Linked DNA regions of Mus musculus: all the other regions are linked to region 1. The links are chromatin loops, found by intact Hi-C in ENCODE. Cell type or tissue: heart. All regions are shown on one strand. Region 1 holds the start of Apba1 (amyloid beta (A4) precursor protein binding, family A, member 1). Region 2 holds the start of Ptar1 (protein prenyltransferase alpha subunit repeat containing 1). Region 3 overlaps Apba1 (amyloid beta (A4) precursor protein binding, family A, member 1).

The links. A loop is a pair of places that touch in the nucleus more often than their neighbours do. Peaks named below come from ENCODE experiments on the same cell type or tissue, not always from the same donor. Only the 100,000 strongest peaks of a DNase experiment are listed, where the experiment ranks them.
Region 2: a loop joins it to region 1, with 6 times the contacts of the local background. A loop is called at or near these places in 18 of 42 quality-filtered maps.
Region 3: a loop joins it to region 1, with 2.3 times the contacts of the local background. A loop is called at or near these places in 4 of 42 quality-filtered maps.

The regions. Positions count from the first base shown.
Region 1 is chr19:23,757,975-23,760,474 of GRCm38, forward strand. It overlaps Apba1 (amyloid beta (A4) precursor protein binding, family A, member 1), which reads left to right and starts at 902. Exons shown (of 13, transcript NM_177034.3): 1 at 902-1,117. In heart, a CTCF peak has its summit at 1,141; DNase peaks (open chromatin) are centred at 377, 737 and 1,717; H3K4me3 peaks cover 1,927 bases; H3K27ac peaks cover 1,508 bases; H3K27me3 peaks cover 924 bases.
Region 2 is chr19:23,686,344-23,688,843 of GRCm38, forward strand. Ptar1 (protein prenyltransferase alpha subunit repeat containing 1) reads left to right here and starts at 1,057. Exons shown (of 7, transcript NM_028208.1): 1 at 1,057-1,202. The coding sequence starts at 1,117. In heart, no CTCF peak of the experiment used is centred here; a DNase peak (open chromatin) is centred at 1,048; H3K4me3 peaks cover 2,167 bases; H3K27ac peaks cover 2,385 bases.
Region 3 is chr19:23,806,063-23,808,562 of GRCm38, forward strand. The region is part of intron 1 of Apba1 (amyloid beta (A4) precursor protein binding, family A, member 1); the gene reads left to right. Among named protein-coding and RNA genes, the nearest start is that of Apba1, 48 kb to the left of the region's middle. In heart, no CTCF peak of the experiment used is centred here; a DNase peak (open chromatin) is centred at 1,509.

The DNA.
Region 1 (2,500 bases):
AGGATGTAGCTATGGAATCGCCTATTACAGATGGAGCTGGCGCCTGAACCCAGGCGCCTGAACCCAGCCCCGCCCTCGCCCCTCCACTCCCACCCCGCCGCCGCCCAGGGGCCAGTCCACCTTTTCATTAAGTCACAACACCTGCTACCTGGTCCCTAGTGCTCAGGGTCCCCACCCTCCAGAGAACCTAATCATATACCAGGCGAATTGCCTCTGCACGTCTGGAAGACTCTTTTAAGCTCCTAGCAACGGGCATCGAGAAACCAAGTGGACCATTTCCCGACCCCGCCTTCCAGACGCTTTCTGGGTGGGGCGGGTTGGGCAGCGCCCCCAGTGGGCGGCCAGACAGACGCCCAGCTTGTTCCTCTCAAGCTCACGCGGGCGCCCCCTCGCGGCCACTCGAGGAGCGCAGCGCCGCATTGCAAGCTCCAAGCTTTTTCTTGGCTTTCAGGCCCGGGAAGCGGGAAAACTGCGTGTCACTAAGCAAGAGGACACGGGCAGCCGTCCACGCGGCAGTGTGTCCTAAGCGTGACCAGAGCCCATTCGCAGAGACGGGGCCGGGGATGAGCGTTAGGGACCTGGGACAGAGGACCGTGGAGGTCCCCCTGTGTCCCCGCGGGAGGCAGCCACGTAGTCCATTCCAGGCTCTCGGCCACGAGAGGGAGGGACTCGCGCACAGCTACGGCGACGGCTGTGGACCCCTCGCACGCTCACGCGCGCCCGAGCTGGACTGTCGCGTCGGGCCCGCGCCGCGCGCGCGCACGCGGGTGGGCGTGGGAGGCAGGGGCGCTGCTGCACGCGGCGTGCGCGCGCTCCCCCCGCCGTCAGTCGCAGCCGCCCGGCCCCGGCGCGCGTCACGAGGGCGAGCGGGCGGCGAGCAGGGGGTGGGGCCGCGGCCGGAGGGGCCCGAGCGGCTGCCGAGCTAGAGCCGGAGGAGCGGGGCGCGGGCGGCTGCGGTCCCGGTGGCGGCGGGGGAAGATGGTGGCGCTGGAGGCGGGAGCAGCTGGAGAGCAGCTTTATTCCCAGGCTTGGCACGGTCGCTGTCACTAGCGCCGCCTGCTCCCGCGGGCCCGCGGACCCAGCTGTCAGGCAAGGTACCACCGCCAGGGCGGGCTGGGTGAGTGCCGGGCGCCCGACGCCCCGGACGGAGCTCGGGTCCTTTTGGAGGGATGATCCCGGGAGCTAGGGGTGAAGCGTGGAACAATAGTGCGGATGAACAGGGACGGCAGGCGACATCCAGGGAGGCAGTGCTTGGAGCTAGCGAGGCGGGGGAAGGGTGTGTACTAGAGAGATGCCAGGCGTCCGGTGCGCGCTGAGATACCCGGCTTTGGGAAGAGCGGGCCTGATGACAGTCACGGAAGGAGTGTGTGTGTGTGTGTGTGTGTGTGTGTGTGTGTGATAGCAGAGGGGATGGAGGTGGCAGATCCGAAGTGTAGGGGGAGATGACATTTCCAGGAATCCCCGCTAGGATCCCTCCTCTCTGGCTGACTGATGATGGAAACCGTGAGGTGGGCAGGATGCACTTGGTGTGTGAAGTGTGGAGGGGAGGCAGTAGGGTAAGGCCGGGTTTGTAAAATCCCGTGTAAGAGTGAGTGTTTAGCGTGCAATTGGATCCACGCTCTCAAAACTGCGCCCCACATCCAGCGATCTGCTTTTCCTGACTTGATGCCGCCAGCTAACACTGTGGGACAGTATTGGTTATTTTGACCCTGCAAGTCTAAGAACAGTTTCTGTTCTGCTACTGTTCTTGGGTGGCTGGGTGTACGGATTCTCGCTTCCCCTTTCCCTAACGTCCTAACACGGGGATGTGGAAGTGAGCGGTTGCTTTGAGGCACATGGCAGCAAACCAGGATAATGGTTACACCTTTTGAGACAGCTGGTGTCCCTGGCTCTGAAGGGCGCTTTCTTTGGCACTTCACAGCCTCTCATTGACTGCCTGACTCTGCAATTTCTATTGTTTATCTCTTGTCTAACCCCAAGAAGAGGGTGTTTAATGGTCATCTTCCTCTCCCGTTCCCACAACTTTTATCACCAGACTCCCTTCCATATATAAGTACTGAAAACCTTCTAGCTGAAGATTGGATAGTCTTTGCAATGATTCTTTTAGAATAAACTCTTGAGGTGTGTAAAGAAGGTGGGGGCTTTAAAAATACAAGAACAAGATTGAAAGGGAAGTAAAAAAAAAAAAAACAAGGAAAAAAAAAAGAGTGCCCCAACATGCATTCTCTTGGGTGTTTTTCCGTGGGAAATGGGATGCTAGTGACAGCCACTCTCCCGGCTTTCACAATGGTTAGAAGGTCCATTTAGGAACTGAAATTTCCCGAGACCCATGGATATAAGATCTCCAGTCAGTGAAGTCCCCGATTTCCTTCCCAGGACAGCTCACTCGTAGGAAATTTGGCAAATGTTTGGCTCTCCAATGATGTCTAGGAACCAAGACAGAGAAAAAGCACGCAGAGTCTATAGATGCTTAAATTTCTCTGCGTAATAAAGATAGGGT
Region 2 (2,500 bases), 72 kb before region 1:
TGCTCTTGGTCTAGGGATGCAACACACCCCATTTGTCTCACTGCTTCTCCCAGAGCTTGTCAGAGTCTTTTAGGGTCTTAATCAGGTCTGTTTTGCTTTCCACAAGTTTGTAGACTGTCTCTTGTTTCTTCACCAGGATCAGGACCAACCACAGTTTGCTTTTCAGAGATCCAAGTTTCAAATAGCCCAGCCAAAGATAACCTTGAATGTCACCTCCTGTTTTTACCTCCCAAGATCACAGCCACGCACTACCTTGCCAGGGCCAAAAACCAAAAATTAAAAAGATACAGACTTCAAGCATCAGAGAAGGAGGAAGAGGAGGAGGAGGACGGGGAGGAGGAGGAGGAGGAGGAGGGAGAGGAGGAGGAGGAGGAGGAGGAGGAGGAGGAGGAGACACCATCACCAGTTAGAGGCAGTCAGAACTTTGTACTTAGAAGGGACAAATAAACCTGATATATAAAAATAAAAATTTTAATTACAACACTTTTAAAATCCAAATGGAACAGAGCAATCTTATAATTTGTGGAGCAAGAGAGGTCAGGAACAATTGTCAAAGCCTTTATTTTATTTTATACTCCAAATTAACGTAGTGATCACGAAATGTATCAAAAATGCTAAAAGTACAGAAGTACAGTGGGTTACTTTTGTTTTTAACCTTATCCCCGAGATCTGAAGGGTTCTTTCTCCTGTACTTTCTTTCCTTTGCTTACTACATTACAAGATCTAACTAAACGCGCTACTTTACACTTCATGCATAAAGTAGCACAGGCGTGCAAAAGGAGGTCAGCAACCCGCCTCCTCCCCGGGTGGGCCGGTGAAGCGGGCCTGGTGCAGCCATCCGGAGGTCCCTGGGTAAAGGCCACTCTGGGACACGGCTGCTCGGAGAAGTGCGGGGGAAGCCTCCTTCCTCCACGCCTAGTGAACCAAAACTCCACCAAAAGCCACCGAGCTCGAAGAGCCGGCCCAACCCAGCGGTGCTGCGGCCCTCCCTGACCCGGAAGTGCTCGGCGGCCTCGGCGAGAACGCGCCTGAGCCAGCGCGCGCGCGCGCCCCCGCGGAACTCCCGCCGGCGGCTGGGCTCTGCCGGAGGCGCGCCCGATCGCGGCGGCCGCCAACATGGCCGAGTCGAACGAGGAGGTGGCGGTGCTGGTGCAGAGGGTGGTGAAGGACATCACCAACGCCTTCCGAAGGAACCCGCACATGTGAGTGGCGCGCCCTGCGCCGCCGGGGTCGTCGGGGGCGGCTCGGGGCCGCGCTCTAGTCCACTCGCCGGGGCCGCTCGGGGCCCACGCGCGCTTCCGACAGGCGGAGCGCGGCTGGGACTGTCGCGCCGAGCCGGCTGGCCGTTACCAAGACGCGTGGCGGGGCAGTGCCGGGGAGCGACCTCCGAGAGCCACGTCGGAGCGTGGAGTTTTCTGCCCTGCGCGACGCGTCCCGGGAGTTGTGGCAACTCTTCTCCCCGCCGCCCTCCGCCGGGATGCGCTTGCCCCGCGGGCCACTACCGTGGGTCTCTGTGTCTTGGAGGCGACTCTCGGTTGCATCCAGTGCGTGGCTATAGAGGATTATCCACCCCATCATACTCCCTACAGCCCCCTTTCGGGTTAACTAAAGGTGATTGGAAGCTGCCTTTGACTTTTCGACTCGCTTGTCACAAAATTGCAAAGCGAGTCGGATGTAACAATTTTTGAAGGTGACCTGAGTGGATCTTATAAAGCTGTTGCAAACTGGATACTTTTTTTTTATTAGTAGCGCGTCCGAAGTTACAGACGAGCATCTTAAGGCATTCTTACCTAGCATTGTTGCCTTCTAAAAGTTCACTCCTGAACTGATACATATATTATCTCTTTCTCCTCCCTTTCCATTTTATTTGTTACTCTCTAGGAAGATACTCTTAAGATTGTATTTTTCTTTTCCTGATACTCTCCCTTTAACGAATGGAAAGGAAGCTACTAAAGAGTTACCTACATCAGTATACAAAAGAATAAGAAGCCAGAATGTAGCCCATTCCTGGGGAAACAAACATGAAGTCCGGTTTTGTATTATTTTCTCATTGGTTATACAATTTATTTTTAATATTTTAATTTTTTTTACTAAAACACATGAATTATTTTTACGCATTCTAGCCTCCTTAGCTTTTCCACTAAATGAAAGGCCAAACACTTTAATCAAGTGTTCTTTTCCTCCAAGATGATCTCAGAAAAGAATTTAGAAGTCCTCAGATGGCCTGCTTTCTTCTCTCAATTAAGGACTTAAAACTGTACTTCCTTCAAGACAAAAGACTACTGGCCTCTAAACATACCTGCCAGCCCCGACAGCCCCTAAGTCGTCCTCCTTTCCTCTTTTGACTGCTGACTTTTTTCCCCAATGAGTGTTTGGAGTGATTTCCTGGCAGTAGCCATAGTGGCTGCTGGGCCTTTTAAGGAATGCTTTGATGTCTTGTGTGTCTGTCTTTGAGGCCCTTTTTGAGAATTCCAGCTGCAGAGCAAGTAAAAGACACATC
Region 3 (2,500 bases), 48 kb after region 1:
AAGCCAGAGCCTAGTATGTGATTAGCAGGTACTCTGTCACTGAGTCTTTTCTAAACTTTTATCTTGAGTCATAAGCTTACTGAATTGTCACCTTGGCCTTGAACCTGTGATCCTTCTGCCCCATCTTCTGGGACAGCTGGGTTACAGACTTGCAGCACCATGTCAGGCTACGCTATGAGCCTTACACATACTGTACCCACCATTTCTCCCTCCCACTTCCAAGTGTAACGCCCATTAGGAATGAGAAAAGCACTTTTTTTTTCAGTTGTTAAAGTGAAGAAATAGAACTGATAACTGATTTGCTGTTTATGTTCTCCACAGTGTTCAGAGCAACTTCTTATGCATATAGCACATGGTTATTGGATAAAGTGATATTTTAGATTAGAAACGGATCCTCTACTATATTAAATACCACCCACTTGCACATAGCAAGAACCAACTAAATACTAGTGGCTGTTAGTGGGTTGTATCTGGAAAATAGAAAAGACTATGGTGAGGTGTTCCCTGGTGGCAAGAAAGGACATCTAATGTGGAGAGGAACAGGATGATATAGGAACTAGAAAATTTGGCCTCAAAGTTGAGACAGTATGTTAGATTGGGATTGAGGGCAAACCATAGTTATTACTGGAGGTAATTGCTCTAATTACTCTTTGTGCCTTTATCATCACTTTTTAGGAAGAAGAGATGACCCACTGGGGCCCTTTTGAAGAGCGTGGCATTCATAGAGACCTCTTCCTGAAAATTCTGAAGCAGCGTGTTAGAAATGCTGCTTTTAAGGGGGCAGTACCCTAAATAAGTAAGACTTCCTTCCCCATGTGGCTGTCCCTCTTCCCAGACTGCCATCACTCTCCCGCTCTGCATAGTCTCCCCAGGCCTTGGAAACCCAAGCGATAGCAGCAGGCATCTAGTTACAGATCCACTTAGCTCCACCTCATCCCGTTTCCTTTTCAGTAGATGACAACAGAGATTCAAAACATTCCTTGCAGTTAAAAAAAAATGTACCATATGGATTAAGATGTGTCTAATCTGGCGTGGGCACATTAATGTGTCACTTTGAAACTTTCCACCTTGGTAAACATTTCTATTTTTTAACTACCGAGTTTGCAGCCAACAGTATTCATTATTTTAATTAAAAAGATTCTGTGATTTCTTTTCCAAATATGGTGCTAAGTATTCTAGGGGGAATACCACTGCTTCTAAAAAGAATGAGTTGTGGAGTAGCTTAGAGTATTATGCACTTCCTATTAGGTAAATGTGATCTATTATGTTCAAAGTAATCTAAAAATAGTCGCCTGTTTCCATCGGACGCTACATTGTTAGCGCGACTATTTTCCAGACATAATCTGATAAAGTAACTAGCATTGATCTGATTCTTATTATAACAAACGCACTCAGTGCTTTACACCCGTAACTTCACAAATGCTCTCCCCGTGAGAGAGTTGTTGGCAACATCCGTATTCTATCAATAAGCAGTTCCAAGCGTTAGAGCTAGAAAGGGGTAGCCCTGAGATTGCAGCCCAGGGAGTGTCCCTGAAGCCACAGCTGGCTCAGTTCTTAGCCAATCCTCCCTCCCTTGAGCCATCCGTTGGCATAGAAGTCAAAATTAGTAAGGATTCTTGATGAAAGCACCACTAAGGATGGTATGTGCTGGATTTTGTGATTATGGAGGCCCCTTGAATCAAAGGCTATGTGTGCCCACCAGTCCTCAGGGTACCAACAGATGCTGCAACCCCTACACCGATGAAGGTCAAACTTCTCCTTTCCAAGACAAATGCATTCAACCTGAAAACATGGGAGTTTCCAAATTTTAATTTGTCTCTTAGAAGTAAACATGACTATATACTCTTTACTTTTTAATGGTCTGTCTCTTGAAGACAGGAGACCCTGTCATCCTCTGCTCCCTCACCATGGGCCACTTCTTTTAGGAAGGAGGGTGTCCTGAGAGCTGTGAAAAAATTCAGCTGGACAAGTCAGCTTCCCTGCTCTCTGTGTGTTGGTTTGCTTCACTTTTCAGCATCGATTTCTCTGTCAACAAAATAAGGAGCACAGGGCTAAAAATAGCTCAGTGTTTAAAGTGCCTACATCTTAAACAGAGGGAGGACCTGGGTTCTGATTCCCACAACCCATCTGTAGCTGCAGCCTTGGAGAGCGGTGCAGGAGATCCTTAGAGTCAGCTGGCTGGAGAGATTCGCCATCTCAGTAAGGTCTGGGATTTGTTGAAAGACCCGACCTCAGGGAATAAGGTAGAGGAGCCACTGAGGATGATGCTCAGAGTAAACCCTGGGCATCCACATCTGCACGTATGTATGTGCACTGCACACGCATCCACACATATGTGTATGAGCACACACACAAGGGAGGGGAGAGGAGGGAGAGGGAGAGAGGAAAAAAAGTAGGAAATACCAGAGTTCTTGGAAAGTTTAAGCAGCAGATATTAAGTTCCCAGCATGGTGCTGTTGGTCTGTTGTAGGTGCTAGCGGATATATTCTAGTTCTGTTGT